Linked DNA regions of Homo sapiens: region 2 is linked to region 1. A link is a loop called in an ENCODE intact Hi-C map of the cell type or tissue named here. Cell type or tissue: endothelial cell of umbilical vein. All regions are shown on one strand. Each heading gives the region's core, and the rest is flanking DNA. Links, peaks and the distances in the headings are about the cores only.

The links. Peaks named below come from ENCODE experiments on the same cell type or tissue, not always from the same donor. Only the 100,000 strongest peaks of a DNase experiment are listed, where the experiment ranks them.
Region 2: it touches region 1 in a loop (7-fold over the local background); 2 of 110 quality-filtered maps call a loop at or near these places.

The regions. Positions count from the first base shown.
Region 1 is chr7:134,609,697-134,619,512 of GRCh38, forward strand. LOC124901750 (a long non-coding RNA gene) reads right to left here. Exons shown (of 2, transcript XR_007060537.1): 2 at 9,391-9,816. Among named protein-coding and RNA genes, the nearest start is that of BPGM, 32 kb to the right of the region's middle. In endothelial cell of umbilical vein, for the core only: no CTCF peak of the experiment used is centred there; a DNase peak (open chromatin) is centred at 4,385; H3K27ac peaks cover 2,451 bases.
Region 2 is chr7:134,665,329-134,675,144 of GRCh38, forward strand. The region is part of intron 2 of BPGM (bisphosphoglycerate mutase); the gene reads left to right. All of the region lies in intron 1 of LOC124901750 (a long non-coding RNA gene), which reads right to left. Among named protein-coding and RNA genes, the nearest start is that of BPGM, 23 kb to the left of the region's middle. In endothelial cell of umbilical vein, for the core only: no CTCF peak of the experiment used is centred there; a DNase peak (open chromatin) is centred at 4,743; H3K27ac peaks cover 4,563 bases.

The sequences.
Region 1 (9,816 bases), core at 887-8,886:
CAGGAGATCAAGACCATCCTGGCTAACACGGTGAAACCACGTCTCTACTACTAGCCAGGCGTGGTGACATTGCACCTGTAGTCCCAGCTACTCAGGAGGCTGAGGCAGGAGAATCGCTTGAACCCAGGAGGCGGAGGTTGCAGTGAGCCGAGATCACACCACTGCACCCCAGCCTGGGCGGTAGAGCGAGACTCAGTCTCAAAAAAAAAAAAAAAATTAGCTGGGCATGGTGGTGCATACCTGTAATCCCACCTACTCAGGATTCCACTGCTGAGGCAGGAGAATCGCTTGAACTCAGGAGGCAGAGGTTGCAGTGAACTAGGATGGCACCACTGCACTCCAGCTTGGGTGACAGAGTGAGACTCCTTTTCCAAAAAAAAAAAAGTAAAAACCATACCAAAGGCTGGATGTGATACATGGGCCATAGTTTGGCAATCCCTGGTCTAGATCAAGGCACCTCTAAAAATTTCACAGATGTGTCATGCCCTTGAATATTTGTAGGGCTTATCTTCTATCACCTGAGGTGCAGATGCCTTACTTAGGCATTGAGAACTCTAGTCACTTTTTGCTACCAGGTCTGCTTGGCATGATCTCATCAAAATAGTGGAACAATGACCAGAATGTCCAGGTGATCAAGGTCCATCATCTGTCTAGTTCAAACAAGGACCAAACTGGTAAATTGAATGGGTTTTCATGGGGAGAATCACTCCTGCATCCTTTAAGTGTTTGAGGAAGACACAAATCACTTCAGGATGCAGCAAGTAGCTACTTGAGGAAAGATTGTGAATAGCTACTTTAACTACTTGCTATGGCATTGCTGGCACTTCCTCAAGGGGACATGGCCCTTTAATCAGTGTATTCTAAGTCTTAAAATGGCCTTAGTTCTTAAAACGGGACAAGAGATCATGATTCCCTATCATGTGCTGACCAACCCAAGGTGTTTTTCAGATTATTAATCAAACAATATCTTAATGTATGTAGCTGCTAGGATACCATAGTTTATTAGTCTTAGGCTCCCTAGTTGTTACTCTGGCCTTGTTACCCATTAGGGTAATTGAGTATACCTGTCTTCCTGCAAGGTTGTTGTGGAAATTAACGCAGCAGCTAATTTCAACAATCCTACCTTTCGACAGTTTTATGCTGTCATCTGGCTATTCTAGATCCTATCATTCTTATTGACACCAGGGAGCCCAGTTTCTGAGAGTGTCTCCTACTATCAATCTTGACCTACAGAGGACACACAACATTGAGTTTCTCAAGGTGCTAGTGCCTCCTTTATGAATGCTTTATTCCTTATTGCTTTAGTAAAGAGAGCATCCTCTGGGTCCTCATGGGAAACATAATCATCTAGTGGTTCTTTGGTGTCTCACAATACATCAGTTCTAACATGCCTACCTTTCTGAACTTTTAGATCCCTTCCTCTGCCAAGGAATTTCCAGCATCTCTACCTCATTTACTGCAGACATAATTGTTTACAAGCTGCAAGGAGCTATTTTAGCAGTTTATTAGCAGTGGCTCCAGCTATCCATACCAGGACAAGCTCGGGGAGGAGAAAGCAAAGAGCAAGGAGAATGAAAGAACAGACCACACGCCTTCTTCCCTCTGTTAAATCCATCAACCAAAAATCAGTTCTGAACTGTGGGAGGGGAAACATGTTGAAATGCATTACAGTTTGAAGTTTTTAGCCAGATAGTACATTTTAGTACCTGAAAAGTCAGATTGTTTTAACACACAATAGTGGCTGGAAAGTGATTGCCTATGATATCTCCAAGGAACAGGGAAGAGAGGAGAACCAATGGTATTCTGGGGTTGGGGGACAAGATGTTGCTCTGCAGTGAAGTGGTGTGATCTCAACTCACTACAGCCTCAACCTCCCTGGCTCAGCCAATCTTCCCATCGCAGCCTCCTGAGTAGCTGGGACTACAGGGGCACACTACCATGCCTGGCTAATTTTTTCATTTTTGTAGACACAATGTCTCACTATGTTGCCCAGGCCGGTCTTGTGTTTCTGGGCTCAAGTGATCCTCCCATCTTGGCCTTCCATAGTGCTGGAATTACAAGCATGAGCCACCATGCCTGGCCCCAGTGGTATTTTTGAAGGCAGTGGTGCAAGAAAAATAGCTGTTTCCTCATTGTTCACTACCAATTACAGACAGTTCAAATAACAAGCTGTACAAGTATTGCAGTGCAAAATGGAGTTACTGCCTCTTCGTTCTTTGATTTTTTTTTTCCATTTAGGAAATGGGTTAAAATAAGCTATTGTGCAATATGAAATTACTAGACATTCTGTCCTTTATAAACACAAATACATTAATTCTGCATACCGTAATATGTGAACCGGTTTTGGAGACTGGAGAGTAGTAACATAAATGCCATACAGGAGCTTTAGCCATTCACTATGGCGCTCAAGGAAGGAAATAAATGTCTCATCCATGGCCATGGGGGGCGGCTGTTCAAAGAGAGCTTAATGAAACAGGTTATACTTAAACAGAAGTTGACATGCTGAGTGTGGTTTTGAAAGATATACAGAAAAAATGATTTCTGAGTATAGAGAACAATAGGAAAAGGTATGGCAGTATACTAAAAATGAGTAATCCAATTTAGATGAAACAAAGAATCTATGAAGAGATATAATGGAAAACAAAGCCTGAAAAACATACTTGGCCAATATCTGAAGTCTTGGACACAAGGTGGCAGGATTTATACATTATAGGTAGGCGTATGCTATGGTTTGCATACATAGTTCACATGTTGGATGTGATCACCTTAACACCCAAGGTGATGGTATTAAGAGGTGGGGTCTTTGGGAGGTAGCGAGGGCTCCATCCTCATCAATGAAATTAGTGCCCTTATTAAAGGACTTGAAGGCACCTGTTAGCTTCTTCTGTCTTTTCTGCCATGTGAGGATGCTGCAAGAAGGCACCCTCACCAATTACTGAAGCTGCCAGCACCATGATCTCAGACTTCTCAGCCTCTAGCACTGTAAGAAATACATTTCTATTGCTTATAAATTCCCCCATCTAAGACATTTTGTTATAGCAGCAGGAACAGACTAAGGCAGTATATTAGTCCATTTTCAAGCTGCTGATAAAGACATACCCAAGGCTGGGTAGTTTATAAAGAAAAAGAGGTTTAATAGACTTACAGTTCCGCGTGGCTGAGAGAGGCCTCACAATCATGGCAGAAGGCGAGAAGCACATTTTACAAGGTGGCAGACAAGAGAAAAATGAGAACCATGCGAAAAGGGTTTCCTCTTATAAAACCATCAGATCTCATTAGACTTATTCACTACCATGAGAACAGTATGGGGGAAACTGTCCCCATGATTCAATTATCTCCCACTGGGCCCCTTCCACAACATGTGGGAATTATGGGAGCTACAATTCAAGATGAGATTTGGGTGGGGACACAGCCAAACCATATCAGGCAGCATAAGAAAGATTGATTGAAATTCTAATATTTCCCTTGGTGTTTTAAAAATAATTTATTTAAATTCTTATTTATAAACTGAACCTCAAGATAGAGGAATTGGGAGTAAGACTCCACTAAGGGACAGTGGGAAGGGAGCTGGGAAGCACAGCAGTGACTGGGGTAACTATCAGTACATTCTGATGGGAGGGACTTAGTGGAAAGAGACAGCCCAAAATTCTTGCTGCATCTGCCAGTCAGCATAGTTGAGGTGGGAACAGACAGGGCCCTGTTACTCAGGCACCACTTCTGAATTTGGCATCCTCCAATAAGTCTTTCTTTCGCTGAAGTCCACCCACTACCCCATCCCAGTCTGATCTTGGTCTGAGTATAGGAAGTGAATGGTATACCTCTGTGTCAGACCCTGTGTGCCAAGGGTTCTTTACCTCTGGAGCTGATCACTTAACCTTCAAGTTGAATACTGGAGTCCAGTATCAAAACACCGCATTTACATTAACAAGCATATGCTTCCCCATTCCTTAATCATCAGAAGGAATAGAGTTATTAGAAAGTTGCTAAGGTGTTAGAAATCCATCAGTTGTCTGAGAAAGTTAGTGGAAGGATGCAGTAGAACAACACATTTAAAATGACTACCACTTCCTGGCACAGAGTAGATATTCAATATCAAGTTTCCTCTCTGTTGTTTTCCTACACAAGAGAGTGGCACAGAGTAAGTAATATCTGTCCTATAAACACTCACCATGGCTATCCCTCCCTGCCCTGCTAAAAGAAGACATAGTATATCCTCCCATTAATTTCTTTCCCCATTCCTACAGATATTCTTCCTATGAGATGGTGTCATCCTTATCCATTCCTGTTTTCTTCTTCTGGACACCTATGGTTTGTTTCTGTCCGTTTATGATGCAATACCTCAAACAACATTCAGTTCCTCAGATATGAGCTGACTAATGAAGGAGAAACAAAAGGGCTTCTTCCTCTTGGCTTAGATGCAACAATTCTGTTTTTCCAGGCTAAGGATTTCTTCGGGGTTTTGTTTTTCTTTGGTTTGGTTTGGTATAGCGCCACAAGTTGCTGTTGACTCATTTAGCTTCTAGCCAAAGGAAACCCCTGAGCCTCTTTTTCCTCCATGTGATGCTGCTGAGCCATCTCTTCCCCACCCAGATCTTGGAGAGCTGTTTGCTTTTCTAGATCTGAGTAAAGGACCTCTCATACCCAGTAAATTCCATCTTGTTAGATTCATTTTCTTCATTGTAGCCTTTAAGCACATTAACTATCCTGTTCCATCACCACTCCACATATCTTCTTCAAATTAGATTGATTTTCCAGTGATGTTCTTTATTGAAGACATTGCTAAAAAGCCTAAGTAGGACAGGAGACAACACTGAGCCCTGTGACCTGCCACAAGAAGCCTCTTAACAGGTTGAAAGAGAATTCATTAAACAGAACTCTTTTGGTATGGTCATTCAACTGGATGTGAATTCACCTAATTGATCTAGAATCCAGTTCATATTATTACACATTTTCTTTTTTTTTTTTCTTTTATATTTAGATGGAATCTCGCTGTCACCCAGGCTGTAGTGCAGTGGCCTGATCTTGGCTCACTGCAACCTCTGCCTCCCGGGTTCAAGCGATTCTCCTGCCTCAGCCTCCCAAGTAGCTGGGATTACAGATGCCTGCCACCACGCCTAGCTAATTTTTTGTATTTTTAGTAGAGATGAGGTTTCACTGTGTTAGCCAGGATGGTCTCGATCTCCTGACCTTGTGATCCACCCGTCTCGGCCTCCCAAAGTGCTGGGATTACAGCCATGAGCCACAGCGCCCGGCCTATTACATATTTTCTAAAACAAATCATGAGATATCTTGCCAAATGCTTTGTTCAAGTCACATCTACAATTTTTGCGGCACTCACTTCATCTTCCAGTCTAGAAAGTCTATCAAAAATGAAAATAATTCTACTGTAGAATGGTTTACTCTTTGTGAATACTGTTTATTAATGTTTGAAATGTACCACCCCTCTCCATTGCCCTCACCCATTAAAAAACTCATTTTCTAAAATGTGCCTCCCGCCGCCCCACTTTTTTTTTTTTGAGGCAGAGTCTCGCTCTGTCACCCAGACTGGAGTGCAATGGTGTGATCTCAGCCCACTGCAACCTCCGCCTCCCAGGTTCAAGCAATTCTCTTGCCTCAGCCTCCCGAGTAGCTGGGACTATAGGTGTGTGCCACCACACCCGGCTAAGTTTTGTATTTTTAGTAGAGATGGGGTTTCGCCATGTTGACCGGGCTGGTCTCAAACTCCTGACCTCAAGTGATCTGCCTGCCTTGGCCACCCAAAGTGCTGTGATTACTGGCATGAGCCACCACACCTGGCCTCAAATGTACCCCTTTTTTCATAGAGACAGTACAGCACTGTGATCCAAAGTGTGGCTTGAATCCTGGCTCCTCTACCTTCTGGCTGTGCTGACATGGGCACGTCGCCTTGGCTATCTGTCCCTCAGGTTCTTAATCAGTAAAATGAGAACAATGATAGAACCCACATCATAGGATTAGTATAAGGATTGAATCACTTCACATTGATAAAGCATTTAGAAGCATTTCTGGCACTTTAGTAAGCAAAATATGATTCTGGAATTTGGAAGATATTTGAGCTAGAGATATAAACATGGGAGTCTTTGGCATATCAATAGTATTTGTTTTACCTTGGGTTCCCCTAGAAGCAGATCCTGACAAGGATGTTAGTGTAAATACTTTATTTGGGAGGAGAGTCCAAGAAATACTGGTGGAGAAATGGGGAATTGAGACAGGAAAAGGAAGGACGTCAATAAACGGTGCATTATGAAGTAAGTTACTCTTGCAGATAACAGATGTTTAGTTCCATTGTGGGACTCTGGGAGACAGTGTAGAAGAGGCCTTAAAGTTATCCTAACTGAGGGACCAGAAAGCTAAATAATTATCCATCAAACCTCAACCGTCTTTGGCCAAGGCCTGCTTTGGGGGCTTAACTCTTCAGCAGTTCCAGCTTCTCTGCAAGAGAGTCCAGAGCTCCCTGGGTCAAGAAAAGGCCCCAAGGCAGAGAATCTGAAGTGCCCCCAGTAATCAGCCTTCTGTGTGCAGAGGTGAGTCTTGAGGGACTATGAGTGGGGCACCCAAGCATGAGAGTATCTGATGTCATCCTAGGAGTGAGTGAAGTTAGAGAGAAGGTGGGGTCTGGCCACCAAAGTGCTGTAGCACTCCAACATTTGGAGGTCAAGAAGATAAGATGGAACCAGGAAAAGAAACTGAGGAGAGGCCAGTGAAAAAAAAGAGAGTAGAGTTCTGGACTCCAAGTTGAGAGGAAGAATCCAAGCAGGAGGAAGAATCAACCATGTCAAATGCTGCAGAAAGGTCAAATAAGGTGAGGATTGAAGATTGACCATTGGATTTAGATACTTGGAGGCCACTGTTGACCTTGACAGGAGCAGTTTTACAGAGGTGGTTCAGGATAGGGCGTGAGTTCCAAAGAAGTAAAATTGGAGGCAGCCTGTATAGACAACTCTTTCAAATAGTTGGTTGTAGAGAAATAAAACAGTGGCTGAAGGGGGTGTGCATGTCGAGAGAGAGAGAGTTTGAGAAGGGAAGTGTTGTAGCATGGTTGTATGTGGATGGGATTAATTCAGTCAAGAGGGAAAAACTGATGATGCAGGGAAAAGAAGGATAGTTATGAAAGTGTTATCCTTCATAAGTGAGAGGGAATGGGATCTTGTGCACAAGCAGAGGAAGTTTCCTTAGAAGCAGAGACCACTTGTCAATAGCAACAGAGAGAAGGCAGAAGGGTCTACACACTCCACCACAGATGCAGACAGGTGGTGAAGTGTGTAGAAATTCGCTTCTGAGCTCTGATAAATTTGACAGAAACAAGCAAGTCAGCTGATATCTGATGATTGGGGCAGAGGGGATGTTGGAGTATTGAGGAGAATGGAGAAGGTGGGAAGTAATCATCCAGGATTGAGAATAGATGAGGAACAGGGAGAAGGATCGCCAAGCAGCACCAAAGGGTCATGGGAGATGAGTGGCCTAAGGGCAGTCGGCAGAGTTTTGTCTTTCTCCAGCCATGTTCAACTGCTTGGGTGCAGACAGAGTGGAGGAGAAATAGATTTAACCAAGGTTGGGTATGCTTTATGTCCAACTTCCAACATGTAACCTTGCTCCAGGAAGACATTATGTAGTTATTGGCTAAGAAATTAAATTTTATTGAGACAATAATCCTGAATTCCAAGAGTTTTGAGAATATGTTAAAAGCAAAGTGAGATAAAAGAGATTTATGGGAAAGCAAAGCAGAAGTTGCTTTACTCAATCCATTTTGAAGGTGTTTCTTTGCCAAAACTGAATAGAGGGCTAGCAGAAACTTGTTTACCCTCCATAAATGTTGGGAGCTGGCTTTCCTCTCTGAGTCTCTTGATTCTGGTGGACCCTGTAACCACTGACTAGCTAAGTAATCAGAACCCAACATGTCCTTTAACTGTAAGAGTGGTAAATTATCTGTTCCAGTTTAAAAGAGGCTGAGTATGTTACAATCACAGGGACTATAAAAAGCAAGGAAGGTGTGTGTGAAGTAGCTCCACCTTTCTCCAGTAAACATGTCTTACTCTAGGTGTCTTACAGCAGAGTTCACATCCCTTCATGAGCCTCTGGTCAAAGATTCTAGTAAGAAAACTCTTGGAGACCTGAAGCTGGATAATCAGGACCTCTATTTTACCCCTAGATAATGGGAGTTAAGGCACTGCGTCTTTCTGTCCTAGTATCCAGTTTATCTAGTTTCTGGACAAGGTCAAACAGCTCAGTTGTAGATACTCAAAAGACAACCTTAGCAGTAAGCCACAAGATGTGTGCAACAAAGAAGGTGCATAGTGCGTTGAACGGTGTCCTCCCAAAAAGATATGCTCAAATCCTAATTCCCAGAACCTGTGAATGTATGCTTATTTGGAAAGGAGGCCTTTGCAGATATAATTAAGGATCTTGGGATGAGATTATCCTAGATTCAGGGTGGGCCCTAAATCCACTGATTGATATACTTAAGACAAAAGAGAGGGAACTTTGAGACACATGGAAGCACAGATGAAGGTTTCATGAAGCACGAGGCAGAGGTTAGAGTGCTGTGTCCACAAGGGCCAAGGATTGCTGGAAACCAGAGGCGAGGAGAGAGGCATGGAACAGATTCTCCCTCAGATCCCCCAGGAGGAACCAACCCTGCAGACACCTTGATTTCAGACTTCTGACCTACTTAACTGTGAGAGAATACATTTCTGTTGTTTTCAGCCACAAATTTGTGGTTCTTTGTTAAGGTAGCCCTAGGAAACTGATACAGGGTGGGAACTCCTATTTTAGTCGTGTGAAGAGTGAATGGTCTGGAAAAACACAATGATGTATTCATGTGGCTAGGGAGACTAAGACCACCTGTAGTCCCTGAAACTTTGGGGGTAATCTCCTTCAAGTTCCCTTTAGAAAAATATGGCTCCTCTTCCAGAAACCACATATCCTGATAGTCTGAAATATCTGTAGTTATTTTTAGGCCATTGTTCCATTTCCATGGAAGTGTTTGCAAAATTAGCCGGACATGGTGGCACGCAGTAGTCCCAGCTACTGGGGAGGCTGAGGCGGGAGGATCACTTGTGCCCAGGAGTTCATGGTTGCAGTGAGCTCTGATCACGCCACTGTACTCCAGCCTGAGTGACAGAGTGAGACCGTGTCCCAGGAAAAAAAAAAAGAAAAAAAGAAAGAGTTTGCAAATATTTTGTTTCCCAGGAAGTCATAATACCCTTATGATTCAGTCAGCCTGATTCTGCAGTCCTGAAATCTCGGCTTGCAGCAGATGTGTGCTGAGAAGGCTGTGCTTACAGAGAGCAGCCTCCCAGATCCCTGTATGCCCTGATTCCTGGCTTGTCTCATCTGGAATAAAAAGAAGTAACAACCAACACTGCACTTTGATGCTTTTATTCATTTGCTGCTTTTATTCATCTGTTCTCCACCTCAAGTGCCCTCACCCCACTTGGGGAGTCCTGGCTTATCCTTCAAGACTTGCCCAAATGCCTTCTGCCCTGTGAAGTCCTCCTTGAAACTGAAGAAGCAATTATTCTTCCTTCTACGTTCCCACAGAACTCTGCACCTCTATTAAAGGACTTATTAAATTCTATTACAGCTTAGTTTTTATGTAACTGTCTTCCCTGAAACACTCCAGAGGTGGCATCATGACTTACTCATGTCTGAATCACCAGCACTTAATCTAGAACCTAGCTCAATAGTTTTCATATAAATTAAGAAAAGCAATACCTTAGAAAATCTCTAGTAGCCAAATTCAAAGTTTCTCTAAAGTGTACAACTGCTATGATTTAACTTCCTCTATTTTGGATTTCA
Region 2 (9,816 bases), core at 914-8,913, 56 kb after region 1:
TTGGAAACCATCATTCTCAGTAAACTATCGCAAGAACAAAAAAACAAACACCGCATATTCTCACTCATAGGTGGGAATTGAACAATGAGATCACATGGACACAGGAAGGGGAATATCACACTCTGGGGACTGTGGTGGGGTTGGGGGAGGGGGGAGGGATAGTATTGGGAGATATACCTAATGCTAGATGACACATTAGTGGGTGCAGCGCACCAGCATGGCACATGTATACATATGTAACTAACCTGCACAATGTGCACATGTACCCTAAAACTTAGAGTATAATAAAAAAAATAAAATAAAATAAAATAAAAATTAATGAAAAAAAAAAAAAAAAAAAAAAAAGTGCAGCTTTGACCACTGGGGCAGAAGTGGACTTACAGGGCTCATTGGGAAATAAGCAGGCATTGGTCTTCAGGCAGCTTCCAGTCCTTCATCTAAAGGGCTTTTTATTTTATTTTATTTTTTATTTTTATTTTTTTAAGTTGGAAGTATGAAACTGAATGACCTTTTCTTTTCTTTTAGAGATTAATGACATTTTCTTTTCTTTTCTTTTCTTTTCTTTTTTAGACAAAGTCTCGCTGTGTTGCCCAGGCTGGAATGCAGTGGTTCGATCTTGGCCCACTGCAACCTTCGCCTCCTGAGTTCAAGCGATTCTCATGCCTCAGCCTTCTGAGTAGCTAGGATTATAGGTGTGTACCACCACACCTGGCTAATTTTTGTAATTTTTTAGTAGAGATGGGGTTTTGCCACGTTTGCCAGGCAGGTCTCGAACTCCTGGCCTCAAGCGATCTACCCACCTCAACCTCCCAAAGTCTGGGATTACGGCATGAGCCACTGCGCACCTGGCCATTAATGACATTTTAAAGTAGCCTTACATTATAACTCCTATCCCTATTACCATAAACAGGCTTTATAGAAAATGTTTTTATTTGGGGGATAATTGATGTAAAACAGTGGGGTTGGTGTAGAAAGAAGTAAATTGTAGGAAATGACTTCAGTAGGAAGTATGTGAACACAGAAAAAGACATGGGCTGCCAGAGAGGGAGGTATCTATGAGAGAGGTAGAGAATAAAAATGATGGGGTTGATGACCAAGGAGGATGGCAGATAGAGGGAAAAAATGGCAGAAAAGCCAGAACATGCAGTTAGGATAAGACCATAGCCTAGAAAACTAATGGAATGGATGTGAGGATCCGGATTTGTCCACAGGAAAATAGAAGGATGGTTTGTAATCTTGATTCTCACCCATTCTGGATATGATGACTTTGTTCCTTTTTGGCCTATAGTACCTCCTGGTGGTACTCCAATTAACACTAATGGAGTTCTTAGATGTTGCTGTAGTTCTCTACTGTGACTTAACTCCCACACCTAACATGGAAGAAATTATGTCATGTGCATGAAATAGGCTGGATTGGATTTCAGGATCACTGCATAAGTTATTGTCTCTAAATGTCAATCTGTGTTAGTAAAGTTTCTCTTACAGTGTCTATTGAAAAATAAGGTCCCAAGTATTCTTTTTCACAACTGCAAGAATTAAGCATAAGTGACTTTCTCAAGATCAGAAGACATAGTATGTCATCATATTTTTTTCACATCATTTCTGTTAATTTAGTGAGATTTTAGCCCTTTCAAAATTGATTGTAGATGTATTCACTCACCAGAATAGGCATGTTAATCTAATGTTAGTCCTCTTGTATTGCATGTCTAACTTTCCACAGCTCAAGTTACAGGGTTTGTGTGCTTCTTGGTAACTTACCAACCTAAAAGAAAGCATTTCATTGGATTTAGATGCTAACTTTTCAAGACTCAAAAAATTAAGTGAATCTCCCCTACTGTTTAGGGGGGAAATAAAGGTTTTCTTTTATAGGAAGGACTGCTTTGCCAGTTCATGTGTATGTGTTTATGGTGGTACAAAATATAAGTTACCATCTTAATTGCCAATTTATGCTTACTATCAAGTTACATGATCATACATGCCCATTTTGTGGTTAATGCCTGTTGTCCGAATGTAATTATTAATAGCATCTCCTTTTACTTTCAAAAGTGCCCCAGTCTGGATGATAAATTATGTGGTTACCTCACTATAAAAATATTGAGCTGGGTGTGGGGTCACGCACCTGTAGTCTCAACTACTAGGGAAGCGGAGGCAGGAGGATTGCTTGTGCCTAGGCTTGAGATCAGCCTGGACAACATAGTGAGACCCCATTTTAGAAAAATAAAAACGTAAAAATGAAGACGTTAGCTTTCACTACTGTTAAGAATTGAATCTAGAAATGGGCATAACCAGGGTTTTATATTTCCTGTAAGCACAAAAGTTGCTAAATTTCTTTGCATTTATTATAAAAGTAAAAACACTTGTGGCTGCAGATTCATCTGGTTCCAAGCCGTGCTTTCTAGAGATGTTTATGTAAACTTCTCCCATATAAAATGGGCTCTTTCAAGGGACTGGAGTAATTTTTCCCTATTTTGTCTCTAAACTGCTTGACAAGCTAAAAAAGTTTTACCTACTGGGGCGGAGTGTGGTAACGGATAGCATCAATGACAGCATACTGTCCTATCAGAAAAATACTTTCTTATTGTTTGAAAACTAGGGTGGGAAGAATCATGACCCCAGTTAAATAACTAATTAGAATATTGGTCTATGCTGAAATCTCAAATTGCTTTAAGATCTTTCTACTAAGAGTATGCTAGTATTACTCATCTCCTCTTAGGTCTAGTCTTAGAGGTGTCATCCATATACCTCAACAGTAAAGAGTGTTGGTTCTGAAGATGTTAGTTGTTTCTCAGATATTTGATATTATGACACTGTAGGCAGTCATATCCTGACTGATGCTTTCTCCATTTGTGGAAAAGAAGACAGGTGCTGTTGGAGGAAACTGAAATCTAAAGAGACTCTAGATTCCTTGGCCGTGATCATGGTAATTAGTTGGCATCAAGAACTCTACTCAAAACTCAGTTCACTGAGGCTCCACACACAGTTATCACCTGGGCTTTAAAACTTTTTTCTAAAAGGTAGCCTTTCCCTTGACCTATTCTTTGTTTGGAATACTGTGTTTTAAGAAGCTGAGTCAAGAACATCCATGGCAGGTAAACTATAAAAAGGTAATTTAATGCAACTAATTGAGTCTTAAATTATTACTGCTGTTATAACATTGTGGTCTGAATGGCACACTCTAGCATAGCTATACGGGATGACCTTTATTCAGTGCATACTGCATGCCAAGCACAGTTTTAGGCATTTTACGTACACATGTTGTTTTATGTAGGAACTAGAACATGGCTCTGAACTCACTGGAAAGCTATGGTTCAATACTGCGTTTTACTTTGCTGTTTAGTATATCCTGGTCATATTTTTTATTTCATTTGATCAATCATTGATCACTAAGCTGTTTTGCTTAAAGAAACTGCTTTAGTAAAAAGAAGCAAACTATTGATACACCCATCATCATGGATGAACCTCAGCTGCATTTTGCCAAGTGAAAGAAATTGGGCTAAAAAAGCTGTGTATTGTATGATTCCATTTATGTGCCATTTGGGAAAATATAGAACTATCGGGAAATAACAGATTGGTGGGGTAAGAGTAGGCTGCTGGGGGCACAAGGAAATTTTAAGGGGTTGATAGAGCTGTTTTATATCCTGATTGGTTATTACACTACTGTATGCAGTTGTCAAAACTCATAGAACTGTATGCTAAAAAGGGTGACTTTTGCTATATGTAAATTATACCTGAAAAAAGACTTGCTTTATCCAGTGAACTCACCATTGCCTTAATTGGGACCTTACCTTTTGTTCACAAAGGTAATAGACTACATTAGTCAATTAGGAGAATTAAGTGAAGGGTTGAAGGTTTGCTATATGCACCTATCTGTGCCTTTGAAAACTAACCTGGAGGGCATTTGTTATGCTTTCTCAAGGCTTCAGGAGCCATCTGGTTCTGACTTTAGCACCTAAACCATGGTCATTATAGGGAACTGCCTTTTAAAGTCCTTCTTCATGAGAAGTTATGTTTGAGAATCTTGCTAATGTTATAGGTTGAAAGCTCCTCTAATAAAGGTTTTTTTTATTTTTTTATTTTTTTATCCCAGACTATCTCTGCTTATTATCATCAATTTCTTTAGCCTTAATTGGGCCTTCCATCCCCTCCTTTTTCTCTTGTAACAACCTAGTCTAGGAGCGGGTCAACAAGGACCTCCTGGAGTCAGCGCAGATGAATGGTACACTGAGAGGCAAGTGATACTGATTCGGAGCTAGATAACACTCTTGTATAAGAATTGCAAACACTGAAACCACATGTCAGTGCCTAAGACAGGCTTCCTGGCTGATGGGGATGACCTCTCCCCTGTCAAATGACTTATTTATATAATATCTCTGCTCATAAATCATATATGCTTTTGAGATTGCTTTACTTTTAATCTGATGATAGTTAATGCTTTCGGAAGAAGTCAAAACAAGACATACAGAATATTATATAGTAAAAAAATGCCTACTTAAGGGACTGCTTTACTGGCTTTTAGAAGTACCATTATTATGCTAATAAGTCCAGGTTAAAAAGCAGGGCCCACCTCTGACTGGTTCAGACACACTTCTCACAAAGCACCACCGTGAAAACATCTAACGCAGACCTAAGTATCTGAAAGCATCCTGTACTGTAGCGTTCCAGACAGGCGTGTGTTTCATTCTCTGTGGTTGGCATAGTCACTTCCTGTTTGTTTCCTGCTGGCGCACGTCCAAGGAAAAGCCAGGTACCAAACTGAAACACTGGATGTAGTCTGCATCTTGCCAGAGGAAATGGATTGTTTAGTCTGGGTTTAAGCACAGGACGAGGCAGTTTCAAGTTTGGAGTAAGAGTGACACACAAGACACTCATGCAAGACAGACTTGATCCCTGAAGACCTGTGTGCAGCTGCATACATAGCAAGGCACAGAAGTGCTGAGATAAAATTAGAGACTCAGGGAGGAAAGGTCAGCTGGGACTAGCTGTGGGGACGGGGACTGATGAGTTGGTTACCTTTGGCATTTTAGTGTGATATTTTCAGAAGCAGCCAATTCAGGCCTCGCTTCTGTGAGGCAAGTAGTTGCCTATTGGTGTGGTTAAGCTTTCTTTTATAATAATTGATTTATAGAACCCTTTATTTTTTAAACATTATAGGCTATTTTAACTATAAAATTAAACGTAGAATGGATTCTTCTCTCTGCCTTACTCTAAATTAGTGGCTGTTATTTTATCGTGTTATTCAAATCACCCTAGCATATCTTTACATATATAGTATTCAGATCTTAAAGAATTAAAATTAAAAATAGATCATTTATGAAACTCTGAATCTCTAGTTTCAGCTCTTATTGGCCATAAAGGAATACAGAACTCTTATCACAGATTGTCGGTGGGGTTTGAATTGTGACTTACTTGACCAGGAGAGGAAAGTGAGGAATGAATGGGTGGCACCTTATTAAATGAATGAGTTGACTGGAGTTGTTTCCCTTTTTTTTCTAATTCCAAAGAGTATACACTACCGAATTGGGGTTTCTTCTTTCCTTCTCATCCTGTAGCGAATCTTTCTGTCTCTCTGACCATCTCTTCTGGTTTTCTAAAATTCAAAGATTTTGAACACTTTGGAGAAAATCAAAGAACATCTAAAGCCATTTAATTTGAATTGTTTATTTTATTGGCACTAGATGTAAACAGCTTTTTGTTCAAGGCTAAGATTCTTTTAATTCTCCTTTTTTTTTCTTGGTAAGGTCATAGGAGAGCACAGTGTTTAATCAAGGCTTCAACAATAAAAGACTAGATTTAATTTGAAAACCCAGAGAGTTCGAATTTATTCAATTCAGGTTTGCACCTAGGGTTCACTAAATCAGGTCTTGTTCATGGTACAAGGGATATAGCACCTATATGTGAATGAGACACACAAGGTCCTTTTGTGGAGCTTTTAACCTCTTTCTGAAATTTGTCTGTACTGTACCTCTGACAAAGTCCTTAGGGTGTTTTCATATATAGGCTTTATGTTTTAGGATTTTTAAATTAACATTTTGTTCTTTTTTTTTTTTTTTTGAGATGGAGTCTCGCTCTGTTGCCCAGGCTGGAGTGCAGTGGTGCAATCTGGGCTCACTGCAAGCTCCACCTCCCAGGTTCACGCCATTCTCCCACCTCAGCCTCCCAAGTAGCTGGGACTACAGGTACCCGCCACCACGCCCGGCTAATTTTGTTTTTGTATTTTTATTAGAGACGGGGTTTCACTGTGTTAGCCAGGATGGCCTCGATCTCCTGACCTCGTGATTGCCTGCCTCGGCCTCCCAAAGTGCTGGGATTATGGGCATGAGCCACCACACCCAGCCTAACATTTTATTCCTTATAGCCTTTAGTTATATGTAAAAAGTAGATTCACATAATAAATACAGCTGTAATTACTTAGTGGATCATATTACTGAATAATTTCTGGACCCTAGCAGCCAAACCATAAAAGTGTTACTTACAGTTGAATAAACATTTACTAAATCTTGCAGTGGGTAAAGCACTGTGTTGTAACAGCATGGGTGATACAGAAATGGATCAAACATTGTTCCTGCTCTCAAGGAATTTATAATCCTGGTGGGAAAAGTGAGCATTTGCACAAGCACCTCTACCAGGAGGTGCTTTAGTAGATGTACAGTGTACATAACAGTTTGTCTTTGGTTCCTGTTCCTGCTATGGTGACTTAGGGGAGGGGGTTGGTAGGTGCAAATTTGACTTCCTGAAGTTATTCCTCTATGCAGAAAATAAAGTTGTTTGACTTTCTCCCCAATTTTGGCCTTGAGCTACTTCCTGGACTTATTACCCCAAACTTTCATTATTTCTTCCTTAAAATATCCCATTATTTAAATTGACTGCAGTTAGCTCCTAGGTGCTTCTACATGAAGATTCGATACTTAAAGGCAGACTTTAAGTATTTAACACAGACTTAAAGACTTTAACACAGACTTAAAGACTTCAACACAGACTTAAAGGCAATGGTGGACCCTTAAAGACAAGGGTAGCTGTGAAGGGAAACACCACTGAGTTCTCACCCTGCACCTGCTCCTCTCCACCCTACTGTAGAACACAGTGCCTTGCCCATTGCAAGAATTTAGTGAATGTTTGTTCAACTGTAAGTAACACTATTATGGTTTGGCTGCTAGGGTCCAGAAATTATTTAGTAATATGGTCCACTAAGTAATGACAACTGTATTTAACTCCACACCACTGTGGAGAGGGGTAGGTACAGGGTGAGAACTCAGCAGTGTTTCCCTTTTCAGCCAACCCTGGAACAATATGGATTTGAACTGCATAGGTTCACTTATACATGGATTTTTTCCCAAAACAACTTGGATCAAAAATACTACACTTGCTAGATGTGAAATCTGTATATACATAAGGCTGATAGGACTAATTCAGTTTGGTTTAATATAGTTCAGATGCATTATTCTGGCCTTAGGAGCTCTGCCTGCTTAACTTTCTTAGGATGATGAATGTAACTTATGCCAAAATTGAGTAATGAGTAATGGCTTCACTGTGGTTTTTCCTAATTTGCTGTTTTAAAATTTTAGTTGGCCGGGCGCGGTGGCTCACACCTGTAATCTCAGCACTTTGGGAGGCCGAGGCGGGCAGATCACGAGGTCAGGAGATAGAGACCATCCTGGCTAACATGGTGAAACCCCATCTCTACTAAAAATACAAAAAAGTAGCCGGGTGTGGTGGCGGGCACCTGTAGTCCCAACTACTCTGGAGGCTGAGGCAGGAGAATGGCGTGAACCCAGGAGGCGGAGCTTGCAGTGAGCTGAGATCGCGCCACTGCACTCCAGCCTGGGCGACAGAGCGAGACTCCATCTCAAAAAGAAAATAATAATAATAAAATAAAATAAAACAAAATTTTAGTCACTTAAGTCTCATTGACTGATTATTAACCAGTCTAAGTATTTTAAATATTTGTAAGTAATTAGTCTGCTGTGTGAATGGCTTGAGTAGTCATTAAAGTGGAATGTTGATTTTATTTATTTATTGGAAACATTTCTATTTTTGTTGAACTCTCCTTCCTTTGTAGTTGAAATATTACGGCGGCCTTTGTTTATTTGGCTCTTTAATTTGGTCCCACACAAAAGGGACCAAACTTGAGAGTGCTGCTATTAAACAGGGGACCTGTTGGATCCGGTTAGATCTGAGGCCATGGTCAAACAAGTGAATCCCATGTATACCCAAGCCCCTTGCTGAAGACCTGGAACTCGTTTCTAAAGTCACAGACAACAACCCCTAAACATGGCCCATCATAATCGCAGTGTGTTAGCTGGGGATCAGACAAACTTATTCATTCCCTTTACCAGTCGTGGGAACACTGGATGGCATCAGCAGATGTCCATTTAGGACCCAGCCTTTCACGAGGGCAGAGCATTCATATAAACATTCTTCTCTCTCCTCCTCAGTAGTCGTGGAAATAACCATGGATAAGTCACCTGACCAGGGTTTAAATCCTGGGGATTTGGTAGTTTAAAAAGGTCCATTTTTACTGCCTTAATAGTCCTGTGAGTAGAGCAGGTTTTTATTTAACCACTCTGGATCTGTTTCCTTTTTTTTTTTTTTTTTTTTTTAAATTGAGACAGAGTCTTGCTGTGTCACCCAGGCTGGAGTGCAATGGCACAATCTCGGTTCACTGCAACCTCCACCTCCCAGGATCAAGCAATTCTCCTGCCTCAGCCTCCCAAGTAGCTGGGATTACAGGCGTCCACCACCACGCCTGGCTAATTTTTGTATTTTTAGTAGAGACAGGGTTTCACCATGTTGCCCAGGCTGGTCTTGAACTCCTGACCTCAAGTGATCCACCCACCTCAGCCTCCCAAAGTGCTGAGATTAGAGGCATGAGCCACTGCGCCCAGCCCTGTTTACTATTTTTTAACATCTTTATTGCGTTATAATTCACATACTATGCAATTCGCCATTTAAAGTATACAATTAAATGGCTTTTAGTGTATTCACAAAATTGTAAATCCATTACCACAATCAATGTTGGAACATTTTCACTACCCTAAAAAGAAACCCAGTGCCCCTTAGCTGTTATCACCCCCCCAGTTCCTCCCCTATTCCACCCAGCCCTGGGCAACAACTAATCTACTTTGTGTCACTATAGATTCACCTGTTGTGGACATTTCATGTAAATGGACTTATGCAGTAAGTGGTCCTTTGTGACTGGCTTCTTTTATTTAGTAGCATCATGCTTTCAAGATTCATCCAAGAACCTTGTTGTGGTTTGGTTCAGTACTTCATTCCTTTTCATTGCCAAATAATATTCTATTGTATGGATATACCACATTTAATTTATCTGTTCATTAGTTAATGGACATTTGTGTTGTGTTCACTTTTTGACTATTATGAGTAATGCTGCTATGAAGGTTTGTGTACAAGTTTTGTATAGACTCATATTTCACTTCTCTTGGGTATATGCTTAGTAGTGGAATTGCTGGGTCATATGGTAGATCTGTGTTTAACAAAAGGAATTGCCAGACTGTTTTCGAAAGAGGCTATAGCCTTTTGCATACCTGATTTTACAGTGTATTATGATTCCAGTTTCTCCACATCCTTATTCACACTTGTTTATAATCTGACTTTTTATTGTTGCCATCCTAGAGGGTACAAAGTAGTATCTCATTGTGGTTTTGATTTGCATTTCCTTGATAGCTAGTAATATTAAGCCTATTTTTATGTACTTATTGACCTTTTGTATATCTTTGGAGAAATGGCTGTTTAAACCTTTTGCCCATTTTTAAATTTGATCATTTGTCTTTTTATTATTGGAGACAGTTCTTATATCTG